2 separate regions of the Homo sapiens genome follow, and region 2 is linked to region 1. The links are chromatin contacts, found by Hi-C or POLR2A ChIA-PET in ENCODE. All regions are on one chromosome and are shown on one strand. The core of a region is the stretch at or near the end of the contact, and the rest is flanking DNA. Distances in the headings are between cores, read along the strand shown.

What was found. A loop is a pair of places that touch in the nucleus more often than their neighbours do. ChIA-PET counts read pairs that join two places held with the same protein, here RNA polymerase II (POLR2A). Pooled maps may share reads with other maps.
Region 2: a pooled map shows a loop between it and region 1 (2.1-fold over the local background). The contact joins the enhancer-like site here to the promoter of STIMATE in region 1. A Hi-C loop is called at or near these places in 1 of 50 pooled maps. POLR2A ChIA-PET finds 5 or more read pairs at or near these places in 6 of 52 experiments (GM12878, Panc1, activated T-cell and 2 more).

The regions. Positions count from the first base shown.
Region 1 is chr3:52,893,386-52,899,318 of GRCh38, reverse strand. STIMATE (STIM activating enhancer) reads left to right here and starts at 1,771. Exons shown (of 8, transcript NM_198563.5): 1 at 1,771-2,028. The coding sequence starts at 1,869. STIMATE-MUSTN1 (STIMATE-MUSTN1 readthrough) reads left to right here and starts at 1,771. Exons shown (of 10, transcript NM_001198974.3): 1 at 1,771-2,028. The coding sequence starts at 1,869. RefSeq lists a silencer at 1,509-2,218.
Region 2 is chr3:52,718,027-52,723,959 of GRCh38, reverse strand. All of the region lies in intron 15 of NEK4 (NIMA related kinase 4), which reads left to right. Among named protein-coding and RNA genes, the nearest start is that of SPCS1, 15 kb to the right of the region's middle. Within about 2 kb of position 2,864, at least 5 of the 41 ENCODE cell types and tissues checked have a DNase peak (open chromatin) inside an H3K27ac peak, as active enhancers do.

The DNA.
Region 1 (5,933 bases), core at 522-3,021:
AATTTTAATTTTCCCTTATCCATTTATTTTTTTAATCTGATTTTCTGTATTTGCCCACGGCCAGTACTTGTGGAGAGTTTAAAATTTTATAAATTAAAATTCCATTTAAATTAAGCATTTTGTCGCATGTTCTCTGTACCAGGCACCATACTGAATTTGAATTGAAGGGTAAATAAAAATAATTCCTGCCCTCAGGAGGCTCACACTTAGCTGTGGGAGAGAGACATGTGTACAGCTGTCAAATTTAGCAGTCTGAAAAGTTTTGGTGGAACAGTACACACTAGGTAATGTGGGAGCAAGAGGGAGAGGGAGGTCAGAAAGGCTTTGACACATGAGGAGCAGTTCATGGAGCAGGGAAAAGGGAATGGCATCCATGCAGCTAGAATGCTACATAAAGGCACAGAGGTGTGAAAATGTAAGAGAAGGCTGGAGAATTGCATTTTTATTCTCTAATCAGGTTAATATTCCTGTTCACCAAGAAAGCTTTTAGCTAGCATATAACCCTCTTAGGTAATTGGAATTTGGGGGGCTATTTAATAGGAAACTTTTTCCTAGAGATGATATTTACCGTTGAAAACACGTAGCTCAGTATCAACTGGACTTACACCATATGTTCACTGACATTCTGCAGCAGGAAGGTCAGCGGCTCTAGAGCACCAACAAGAAGGTATCCAGAGAGAGCCCAGATTGGGCTGGGAGAATGGGTGAGTGTCAACTGGACTTACACCATGTGTTCACTGACATTCTGCAGCAGGAAGGTCAGCGGCTCTAGAGCACCAACAAGAAGGTATCCAGAGAGAGCCCAGATTGGGCTGGGAGAATGGGTGAGTGTCAACTGGACTTACACCATGTGTTCACTGACATTCTGCAGCAGGAAGGTCAGCGGCTCTAGAGCACCAACAAGAAGGTATCCAGAGAGAGCCCAGATTGGGCTGGGAGAATGGGTGAGAGAATGGGGACTCAGGGTCTTGTTAAAGGCAGAGCACAGGTTCTGAGAAGTTGGAAAGGGTTAGATGGGAGTGTGTGTGTGCAGGGGGATGTTGGAGCCTGGAAAATACCAACCATTTGTCTTTTACACTCTAAAGGTAGTTGTGCTCCCCAAGTGAATAAGGTGGGACATGTGCACGTCAGGTTTTCAGTGTGAAACCTGGTATATTTCCAAATGAAAGTGATTGGATTCAGGTGACCATTTAAATTATGTCTATGAAAAAAGAAAATAGACTTGGGGCCTTGATAAGCCTTTAGCTAGGGAAGTAGGAAAAAGACTCAAATGTCTGGGTTGGAGGGAAGACTCCTGTACTCAGTCTCAGATTGTTTTCCTTATTCACTTGCTTCAGAATAATCCAGGCTGCAAACTATTGGGACCCACCCCAGAACTACTGAATCACGATCTCTGAGGGTGGAATTCAGGAATGATGATAATTTCTCCAGGATATAGGGATTTTCCTTAGAGGGAAAAATAATTTGACCACAGGCCGTCCCAGCTCCTACCTCCGGACCTGGAGCTCGTGATTCCCAGGCTCTCATTCCGGTCTGCGGTGGCCGGCTCACCTGGCCTGTCTACCTGCGGGCGTGGCGGGGTTGGAGAGGGGAGCGGGACCCGCGACCCCGCCCCGTGGCCCGGCCGGAGCCCCGCCCCTCGGGGGCGGGTGGGGAGAGCTGCCGCGGCCGAGGCCCGCCCCAACCTTGGCTGCGCCAATCAGGCACTGCGATCTCAGACGTCGGGTTACGCGCGGCGCGGAGTCGGCGGCCGGGCGGAGGTACCGGCTCAGGCTTGGGATCCCGGCTGCGGGTTTGGCGGCGCTGCGCCGGCAGGCAGCGAGGCCGGGCGGGCCCTGGGCCCTCGCGCCCCTCCCGCGAGGCCTGTCATGCAGGGCCCCGCCGGGAACGCGAGCCGGGGACTGCCAGGCGGGCCGCCCTCCACAGTCGCGTCCGGGGCGGGCCGCTGCGAGAGCGGCGCGCTCATGCACAGCTTCGGCATCTTCCTGCAGGGGCTGCTCGGCGTCGTGGCCTTCAGCACGTTAATGCGTGAGTCTGGGACCCCCCGACCCTCCGGAGGCCCTGCGCGGCAGCCGCGGCCCGGCCCCCCTGGGGGCCCCTCCTGCGCGGAGAGTTCAGGCCTTGGGACCCGAATTGCTCCTCCCCCGCAAACCCAGGCTGGGTATTCCTGCACTAGGGGTAGCCCGAGCCCCTCACCTACTCGCTGTGGCCTCCAGACAGGAGTGACCCTTCCCCTTTCCACCTTAAACGTCTGTCTTTTGAGACGCCAGTCTAAAACTCGCCTACCTCCCACCTTACCATCTCGAATTGTTACCCCACTTCCCAGCCTGGAATCATGACCCCCAAGGGTGACATCCCCTTGTCCGCCCCTTCTCAGGGGCTCTTCGTGCTTAGAACCCACATCCCTCAATCCCCAGTGCGATGCTGAGCTCTTTTCTGCCCCTTCACTCTTCAAGGATCTGCCTTCTCCGTTCACATTTAAATCCTGCTACTTTGCATCCCTCTCAACACCTGGAGTGTTAGGGCCATGCCTTCCGTTTCCCAGTACCCGCCTCCCTCTCCGTGGCCCTTCTTCCTCAGCTTTAGTTTCCCTTTTGTCAGGGTAGGACCCACCCAGTCTGCCTTCTTCCCCAGATCCCCTTCCTCTCGTTTCTTCCGGAACAGGCCCACCTGTTCCATCTCTGTCCCAAGCTTTCCTAATAAGCCGCATCTATAGCTTCCCCTGGCTGTTCCCTTTCCACTTTTATTCTTTATATTTTAAGTTTCCTTTTCCATTAAACTTGGGCACCTTAGTGGCTGAATAGAGAAGGAAGCCCCCACCCTGTTCTCATGTGTGCTGATGGGGGGTGGGGGGGGGCTTCTGTTTTTCATCGTGTGCATCCTTCCCTTATTAAAGTAACAAGAAGTTTTGCTCGACATGTAAGCCTAGGAGTGCCCTTGTGACTGCGTTTTAGGGGGAAGGAAAGGTTATAACTATCTGTGCAGAGTCATTAATTCCAAAAATGACTTGTTCTCAAAACTTCCCCACTGTGCTTGTGTGGACAGAGTGGAGAGTTCCTGCAGAAAGTATGCTTTGGGGTACTCAGGAGGGATCTTGCAGCTGTGTGCCTTTGTCTTGTGGGGTCCAGTTGCTGGAGTGGCCACCTTGCTTGTTTATAACTTGGGGTTTCTTTGAGTGAATTCTCTCAGGCTTTAAGTAACCCTGAAGAGGCTCTGATCATGGATACCGCGTTCTTCTGGTGGCCTGTCCTTGATAAGTCTTATAAGTGCCCAACTGTCTATGTTTGCCACTTTTTCTTTCCTTTTTAGTCCCAACTTGCCTTGCTTTTTCTCTGCTAAACAAATACCCACTTGTTCCCACAGTAATAATTTGTGACAACTTAGCCAAAATCCGCTGCTGACTTGGGCGCATGTACTGTACGTGTGTGTTTTCAAGACATGGTGAGTGGATCTTCATACCCCTCCTACTTCTCTGTCCTCCAGACAGCCTTCCTTTCTCTCTGAAGGAAGTGTAGGTTAAATTTTTCTTTTGCTCCCTAACCTGAGGTTTCTTAGCCTAGCTCTGGCTGTTTCCATAGGTTTGATTGATGCTGATGGCCCGGCTTGTCCCCTAGGGTTTGACACTTGTGATTCAGAGAAGGAAATGTGATGATGACAGGGCAGAGTTGCTCACAGCTGAGAAGTGTATCGGGTTGAATGTGTTCTGAGTGGAGTCTTCAGGGACATATTCACTTCTTTACTTAATCTTCAGCGTGAGCACATGTGCAAATCCCACTGTGGTTGGTACTTTCTGTGTGCAGAGATTGAACTAGAAAGCAGTCTCTTGTTCACTGTGAGGCTTGACGTGGACGGAGCTTGTGGAAATGGCTGGTGGGTCCTGGGGTGATGTGGGTAGGAGTGATGGGGAGAAGAGCTGGAAAGGCTAGAGCTATGTCTGCCCTGACACAGAAATGGAGGTGAGAGCAAGAGCCTCCTCCCCCTACCTAGAAGCAGACAGAGCAGGCCAGGGCAATGGTACTCTGGGAGCTGGACAAGAAGAAGCCCACTGACTGGGATGCAGTCAGGGTGGGGCCCTTCTTATCTCTCAGATTTCTTGGTCCTGTTGAAATAGAACTGCGAGGCTTTTCCTTCTTGAACTACTGGGAAGAGGAAGAAATCTCTAAGGTGGAAGAGGAACGAGATCAAGGTAGCCTTAAGGAAGTACATCTGCGAGCCATTTGGCTTTGTCCTGGGCTATTAGTCCTCCGTCCTTCTCAGTCTGGCGGAGCTGCCAGGAGGGGCATCTGTTGAAGGCCAGGCTCCCCTGACGAGGGTCCCCCTCGCAGCCCTGAGGGAGGGAAGTCTTAGTGTGTGTTAAGGTGAGGCCACTCCATCCTTCCTCAGTTCTGTTATCTTCAAACATTTTAAATACCAACCAGTCTGTTCTGAGCAGTTTAAACAGCCGTTGTCCTTTGAGGGGCTGTTTTTGAGATCACAGTCTTTTCCCTTCTGAGTACCCGTGGCCCTCGAGGCAATGGGCTCACTGCCTGTCTTCTGGAACGCTTCCCCAGTCCTGATGGCCAACACTATTGTTTCCTGTTGGACCAGCTCTGACTGTAGAATGAACCCATTTCTCTGCAGACAAGCTGTGAGGTAGTTTTCCTTACTTCACCTCCCTGATTTCAGTGACCCCTCAGACCACTGTCTTTATGTTCCTTTTTCTATCCAGAAAAATCACTTTTTTCTCCACTTACACGTTGCCTTGTTTTTGTTTGTTTGTTTCTTTGTTTTTAATCTGGAGAGGTTTGTCCTGAAGGAAGATTACTTATATATATTAATGTCTCTGGGGAGGATTCTGGTTCTGCAAGAATTTCTCATTCTGGTGCTTTGATAGACTTCTTGCCTTACTATGTAGGGTTTATAGACCCTCTTGGTCCAGGCAGTTGAGAATGTATATGCCAGGTCATACATGGTAGCCCATTATTCAAGCTGCATAAACATGCAGACTGTTACAGGCACCACCCACACACATGTCCCAGTGTCAGCACTGCCTTGTTGAGTTGGCGGGCTTCCTAGAGGCTCCAGCTAAGGTACCCTGTGTACGCAAGGAAAGATGAACATACTCAGAGACAAGCTTATGAAGATACTTTCCACTTAGAGTTTTCTGAAGTGTCTGCTAGGTATCTGCATAGAAAGAAACGCTTTAAACGAGGGGGCTTTGCCAAGCAATTCCTCGTTTTGGTGGTTTTAAGCAATTCCTCGTTTTGGTGGTTTTGTCTATAGTCTGTGACTTGACAAAGTTGCTCAGCTAGGGTCTCAGCAGAACAGAGCTAAGCAGTCCTAGAGCTCAGCAAACTGTTCCAGTGCAGGGTAGCCAACCAGCTGTCAGCCAAAGGTCGTGTTGGCCAGTGTGTGTGTTGGCATTTGGGGGTGTTTGCTCTCAGGACATGTGAATGCAAAGCAAACTCAAGCCTCCCTCACCGTGCACAGTCAGGGTTCTGGGCTGAAGTGTAGACAGAATTGGTTTTTAATAAAACAAGCATTTTGAGAGCTTGGATAAATCTGCCTGCCTATTTTTGTTATAGACATGGGGCCTAGCCAGCTGGGAGAAATGTGTCCATGTTTTACAAAAACACTGCTAACATTGAGAAGTGATAACTTTTTTCCTGCAATCCAAAGTAAAAATCACAAACCAGTCCACTCAGCTTTGATATCTTAAATGAGAGTTTCTGGGGTTTTCTCCGTGGTAAACCGGCCTCCCTGTGTGCTCTGTGTGAACAGGCTTGTGTTGGCACAACCTTCCCTACGATCACCTCTCCCCACCCCATCCTGGTTTTTATCTCTAAAAATGTCAAACGTAGAAAACATGAAAAATAATACACTGAACATCTGTCTGCCCTCTACCTAGATTTAGCAGTTGTTCACATTTTGTCACATTTGCTTTACCTCTTTAT
Region 2 (5,933 bases), core at 1,615-4,114, 180 kb after region 1:
AGCCTGGCTGTGTCTTTTTACAGTTTGATTATAATGTATTTCAGTGTAGACTCTTGAGTTCATCCTACTTGGAGTTTGTTGAGCCTCTTGGATGTTTATATTTATTTTGTCTTTTAAATATTTGTCTTTCATCAAACTTGTGAATTTTTCAGCTATTATTTCTTCAGATCATTTATCTGATCCCCTCTCTCTCCTCTTTCTCTGGGACTCCCACATTGCTTACGTTGGGCTGCTTGATGGTGTTCTATAGGTCCTTTAAGCTCTGTTCACTTTCTGTAGTCTTTTTTCTTCCTGTTCTTCAGACTTGATACTTTTAATTATCCTATCTTCAAGTTCACTATTTCTTTCTTGTCCTTGCTCAGATCTGCTTTTTCATTGCAGTTATTGTACTTTTCATCTTCAGAATTTCTTTTTTTCAGACCGGGCATGGTGGCTCATGCCTGTAATCCCAGCACTTTGGGAGGCTGAGCCAGGCAGATGACTTAAGGTCAGGAGTTCGACCAGCCTGACCAACATGGTAAAACCCCGTCTACACTAAAAGTACAACAATTAGGCACGGTGGCATGCACCTGTAATTCCAGCTACTCAGGAGGCTGAGACACGAGAATCGCTTGAACCCGGGAGATGGAGGTCACAGGTTCTACTGCCCTTCAGCCTGGGTGATGGAGCAAGACTCCATCTCAAAAAAAAAATTCTTTTTTTCTTTTTATGTCTTTCTCTTTACTGATATTTGTTTTATTTATACATCATTTTATTTTATTTTGAGACAGGGTCTCATTCTATCTGGAGTGCAGTGGTGCAGTGATAGCTCCCTGCAGCCTCAAACTCCTGGGCACAAGTGATCCTCCCGCCTTAGCTTCTCAAGTGGCTGGAACTACAGGCACATGCCACCATACTTAGCTAATTTTAAAATTTTTTTGTAGAGACAGGGTCTCATTATGTTGCCCAGGCTGGTCTCAAACACCTGGTCTCAACTAATCCTCCTGCCTTGACTTCCCAAAGTACTTAGATTTCAGGTGTGAGCCACCATGCCTGGCCACATAATTACATAACTTTCTTTTTCTGAGACAGAGTCTCGCTCTGTCGCTCAGGCTAGAGGGCAATGGAATAGTCATGGCTCACTGCAGCCTGGGCTCAGGTCATCCTCCCACCTCAGCCTCCCAGGTTGCCAGGACTGTAGGAGCATGCCACCACACCCAGCTATTTTTTTTGTACATTTTGTAGAGACGGGGTTTCGCCATGTTACCCAGGCCACTCTCAAACTCCTGGCCTCAAGCAATCTGCCTGCCTCAGCCTCCCAGAGTCCTGTAATTACAGGCGTGAGTCACCGTGCCCGGCCACATCATTTTCTAATAAGTCTGCCATCTGATCTTAGGGACAATTTCTATTGATTTCTTTTGTTTTTTTCCTTTGAATGGTCCATACTTATTTTTTATGTCTTGTGGTTTTTTGTTTTTGTTTTCAAACTGGACATTTGAGTTTTTATCATGTGATAATTTAGGGGTCCTCCATGCCAGTGATGTAGGATTTACTTCTCAGTCACTTTGCAAGCCAGGGACCTCTGGCTGGCCATGCCCCACCCAGGCCTCGCTCAGCCATGCTGGTGTGCCCCAGCTCACTTGTGTTATAGCTTGTACCCACGTTCAGCAGTTTCTGAGCTCTCGGACCTTGCCCAAGAAGAATAAGGATACGCTGGATGTTGAAGGGTGAGGAGGGTGGAGAAGAATTTTATTGAGTGATGAAACAGCTATCAGCAGAGAGGGGATGCGAGGGTGGTCCCCCTACCTTAAGGTGGGGAAGTCCCCCTAATATGGCTGAGTCCAGGGCTTTTTATGGGCTCAGAATAAGGGAGGGGTAGGCTGTAGGTAGTATTAGAAAAGGCAACATTCGATTGGTTAAAAGGCATTATTCAGAAAGTATCAATTGGGAAAGGGCGAGCAAAGAGGAACAGAAGTTCCCACTCTGGATCACAGGTTTCATCCAGGACCAGCAGTCTGGTCTTTCAGCCTTCGGACTGATTTGGCTTGAAGGTGGGGTTTCACTGGGAACCTGCCCCATCTGCCTAGGTATTTGGCCACCTCCTGTCACTATCACCAGGGATTAGTCACAGGTATAAACTTAAGGTCCTTCTCATGTCTGAATCTGTGTTTTCCCCTGGGCATGTACATGCATGGTAACTTTCCAAATTCCCCTGTAAATGTGGTTACTTTTTTTTTTTTTTTTTGAGACAGGGTCTTGCTCTGTCACCCAGGCTGGAGTACAATGGTGTAATCACAGCTCACTGCAGCCTTTGCGTCCTGGACTTAAGCAATTCTCCTGTCCCAGCCTCCTTAGTAGCTTGGACAATAGGCGTGCCCCACCACACTTAGCTAATTAAAAAAAATTTTTTTTTTTGGTAGAGACAGAGTCTCCCTATGTTGCCCAGGCGGGTCTTGAACTCCTGGGCTCAAGCAATTCTCCTGCCTTGGCCTCCCAAAGTTCTGGGATTCTAGGCATAAGCCACCGTGCCCAGTGGCTTTGGAACATCCTGCTCCTTCAATGTATGGCCCCCAAAAGGGGGAAAAGAAAAAAAATAAAGTGGGGAGAAATAAAGGCACCAGCCTTTTAAATCCCCAGGAAGTCACTTCAGCTAGAGGGAGGGAGGTTTGCAACAGTGTCAGTGATGGTTGCAACATTGGTTTCCTGCTTCTATATCTGTACTTCAGTGATCAGAAGCAGCAATCAGCTATCAGTACAGAGATCCCTGATACTTGGAGGACTGGTTTCTTATTGCCTACCCTGGTTCTTGCAAGCAGCATGCAAGCTGCTTCAGGAACAGCATGACTGTCTCCACTGGGTGCAGAGTGCTTGGGGCTGAAGTGAACCACAATTTAGCTTCTAAGACTTCCGCCAGATGTTTCCAGCCTTCAAGAGAATCCAGAGTTTTTAAATAGTTACGTAAAAGAGATTCTGTCAGTACAATTTCTGGTTGAGTGAAGAGATACAATTTTTGCTTGAGTGAGGAGATGAATTCCTGATGCTTCTTACTCTGCCATCTTCTATAGTATTGTTTCATACAGTAGCTTTTCAGATTAGTTAAGGAGAGGCAAAATGTGTTTGTATTGTGTTTTATAATTACCTTTACCAGCACTCTTGTGTTTTCACATTGCTTTGAGTTATTGTGTAGGGTCTCATCCTTTTAGCTTGATGAACTTCACTTCGTTTTCCTGTAATGTGGGTCTGCTAGCCACACATTCTCTGCTTTTGTTTATCTGGGAATTTCCTTATTTCACTTTTATTTTTGAATGATAGATTTGCTAGATATGGAATTCTTGTTTGACAGTTTTTTGGAGCACTTCAAATGTTATCCTTCTGCCTTCTAGCCTCCATTGTTTATGAGGAGATGTTAGCTGTGAATGTTATTGGTGTTGCCTTCTGATGAGTTATTTTCATCTTGCTGCTTTCAAGGTTTTCTCTGTTTTTGACTTTCAGCACTTTAACCTTAATGTGTCTGTCTGTGGATCTCTTTGAGTTTATCCTACTTGGAAGTTCATTTAGCTTCTTGGACATGTAGATCAATGTTTTTCAATAAATTTGTAAAGTATTCAGGCATTATTTCTTAAAATTTTTTTTTTCTGCTTCTTTCTTTTTTTTGAGACAGAGTCTTGCTCTGTCACCCAGGCTGGAGTGCAGTGGTGCGATCTCAGCTCACTACAACCTCCATCTCCTGGGTTCTTGGCATGGTGGTGTGTGTCTGTAGTCCTAGCTGTCTGTAGTCCTAGCTACTCATCTGCTTCAGCCTCCCAAGTACCCAGAACTACAGGCATATGCCACCACGCCCAGCTAATTTTTGTATTTTTAGTAGAGACGGGGGTTCACCATGTTGGCCAAGCAGGTCTTTTACTTCTGACCTCAAGTGATTCGCCCACCTCGGCCTCCCAAAGTGCTGGGATTACAGGTGTGAGCCACCAAGCCTGGACTTTTTTCTGCTCCTGTCTCTCCTCTTCTGGTGTTTTCTTTATACATATTTGGTGCAGTTAATGGTGCCCTTCATTTCTCTGAGTCTCTGTTCATTTTTCATTTTAGCTTTTTCTCCATTATTTGGATTGCATAATTTCTGTTGGTCTGTCCCCAAGCTTGCTAATTGTTCTGCCAGTGTAAGTATGCTGTTGAGCCCCTCTAGTGAATTTTTCTTTTCAGTTATTGTACTTTTTAGCTCTAGAATTTCCATTTGGGTCTTTAAATTAATAATTTTTTTCTGTTTCTTAATATTCTCTATTTGATATGACACTGTCATTATACCTTTCTTTACTTTTTAAATTATGGTTTCCTTTTTGTTCTTTGAACATATTTATAATGGCTACTTTGAAATCTTTTTTTTTTTTTTTCTTTTTTTTTGAGACAGAGTCTCACTCTGTCACCCAGGCTGGAGTGCAGTGGCGTGATCTTCGCTCACTACAACCTACGCCTCCCAGGTTCAAGCGATTCTCCTGCCTCAGCCTTCCGAGTAACTGGGACTACAGGTGCGTGTCACCATACCTGGCTAATTTTGTATTTTTAGTAGAGACGGGGTTTCACCATATTGGTCAGGCTGGTCTTGTACTCCAATGTCAGTATCTGAGATTTTTTTCTGACCCCAAGAGGCCTCCTCCCAGCTTTGTAATCGTCTCTGCAAACTAGCCCACCCTATAGTTTAGTTTACATCTCCAATGAATTGGCTTATCTCCTCCCAGTTGCCTTTCTACTGCTGTATCTAAAACACAGGTTCAGTTGCTTGCTGCTTGCAGAGTCCAATTAACAAGAGCAAGGTCTGGTATAAAGTGACTTTTTATTCCAAAGCTTAGCTTAGTGGAAGTAGAGGCTTTCTGCCTTTAAGAGTACTCCTCCTTTGGAGCAGAAAGCAAGCACTTTTAAAGGGGGTGTAGGCCAGGCGCGATGGCTCATCCCTGTATGCCCAGCACTTTGGGAAGCCAAGGCGGGCAGATCACCTGAGGTTGGGAGTTCGAGACCAGCTTGACCAACATGGAGAAACCCTGTGTCTACTAAAAATACAAAATTAGCCAGGCGTGGTGGGGCATGCCTATTATCCCAGCTACTTGGGAGGCTGAGGCAGGAGAATCACTTGAGCCCAGGAGGCGGAAGTCACGGTCGGTGAGCCGAGATTGTGCCATTGCACTCCAGCCTGGGCAACGAGAGCGGAACTCCGTCTCAAAAAAAAGGGCCTAACATGAATGGGACATGGCGGGTTGCGGGGAAGCGAGCAGTTGTAGGGGTCTGCGTGCTAGCTTGGTGGCTTATCTACCAGGTGATCAAGGTGGTGACTGCTGGTTTCTTTGTGGGCAGGCATTGGGTTGTGAATCTACTGTTATCTCTCGAGACAACCTCCTAGTGGGTAAGAGTTCTGCTCTGGAGCTTCTAAGCACGTAGTTGAACTATCCCTGTAGGGATTGTCTGATGAAGAGAAGGTAAAAGGCTATAATTGTATTTCTTTTTTTTTTTTTTTTTTTTGAGACGGAGTCTTACTCTGTCGCCCAGGCTGGAGTGCAGTGGCATGATCTCGGCTCACTGCAACCTCCACCTCCCGGGTTCAAGCGATTCTCCTGCCTCATCCTACCGAGTAGCTGGGATTACTGGCGTCTGCCACCATGCCCGGCTAATTTTTGTATTTTTAATAGAGACAGTGTTTCACCATGTTGGCCAGGCTGGTCTCAAACTCCTGACCTTAGGTGATCAACCTGCCTCGGCCTCCCAGAGAGTGCTGGGATTACAGGCATGAGCCACCATGCCCAGCCTATAATTGTATTTCTAAAGAGCTAAGTAGGAAGTGGGAAAAAGGAGGAAAAGAAGAGAGAGAAAACAAAGAATTTAAAAATAATTAAATAATTGAGGCCAGGTGCAGTAGCTCACGCCTGTGATCCCAGAACCTTGGGAGACTGAGGTGGGCAGATCACTTG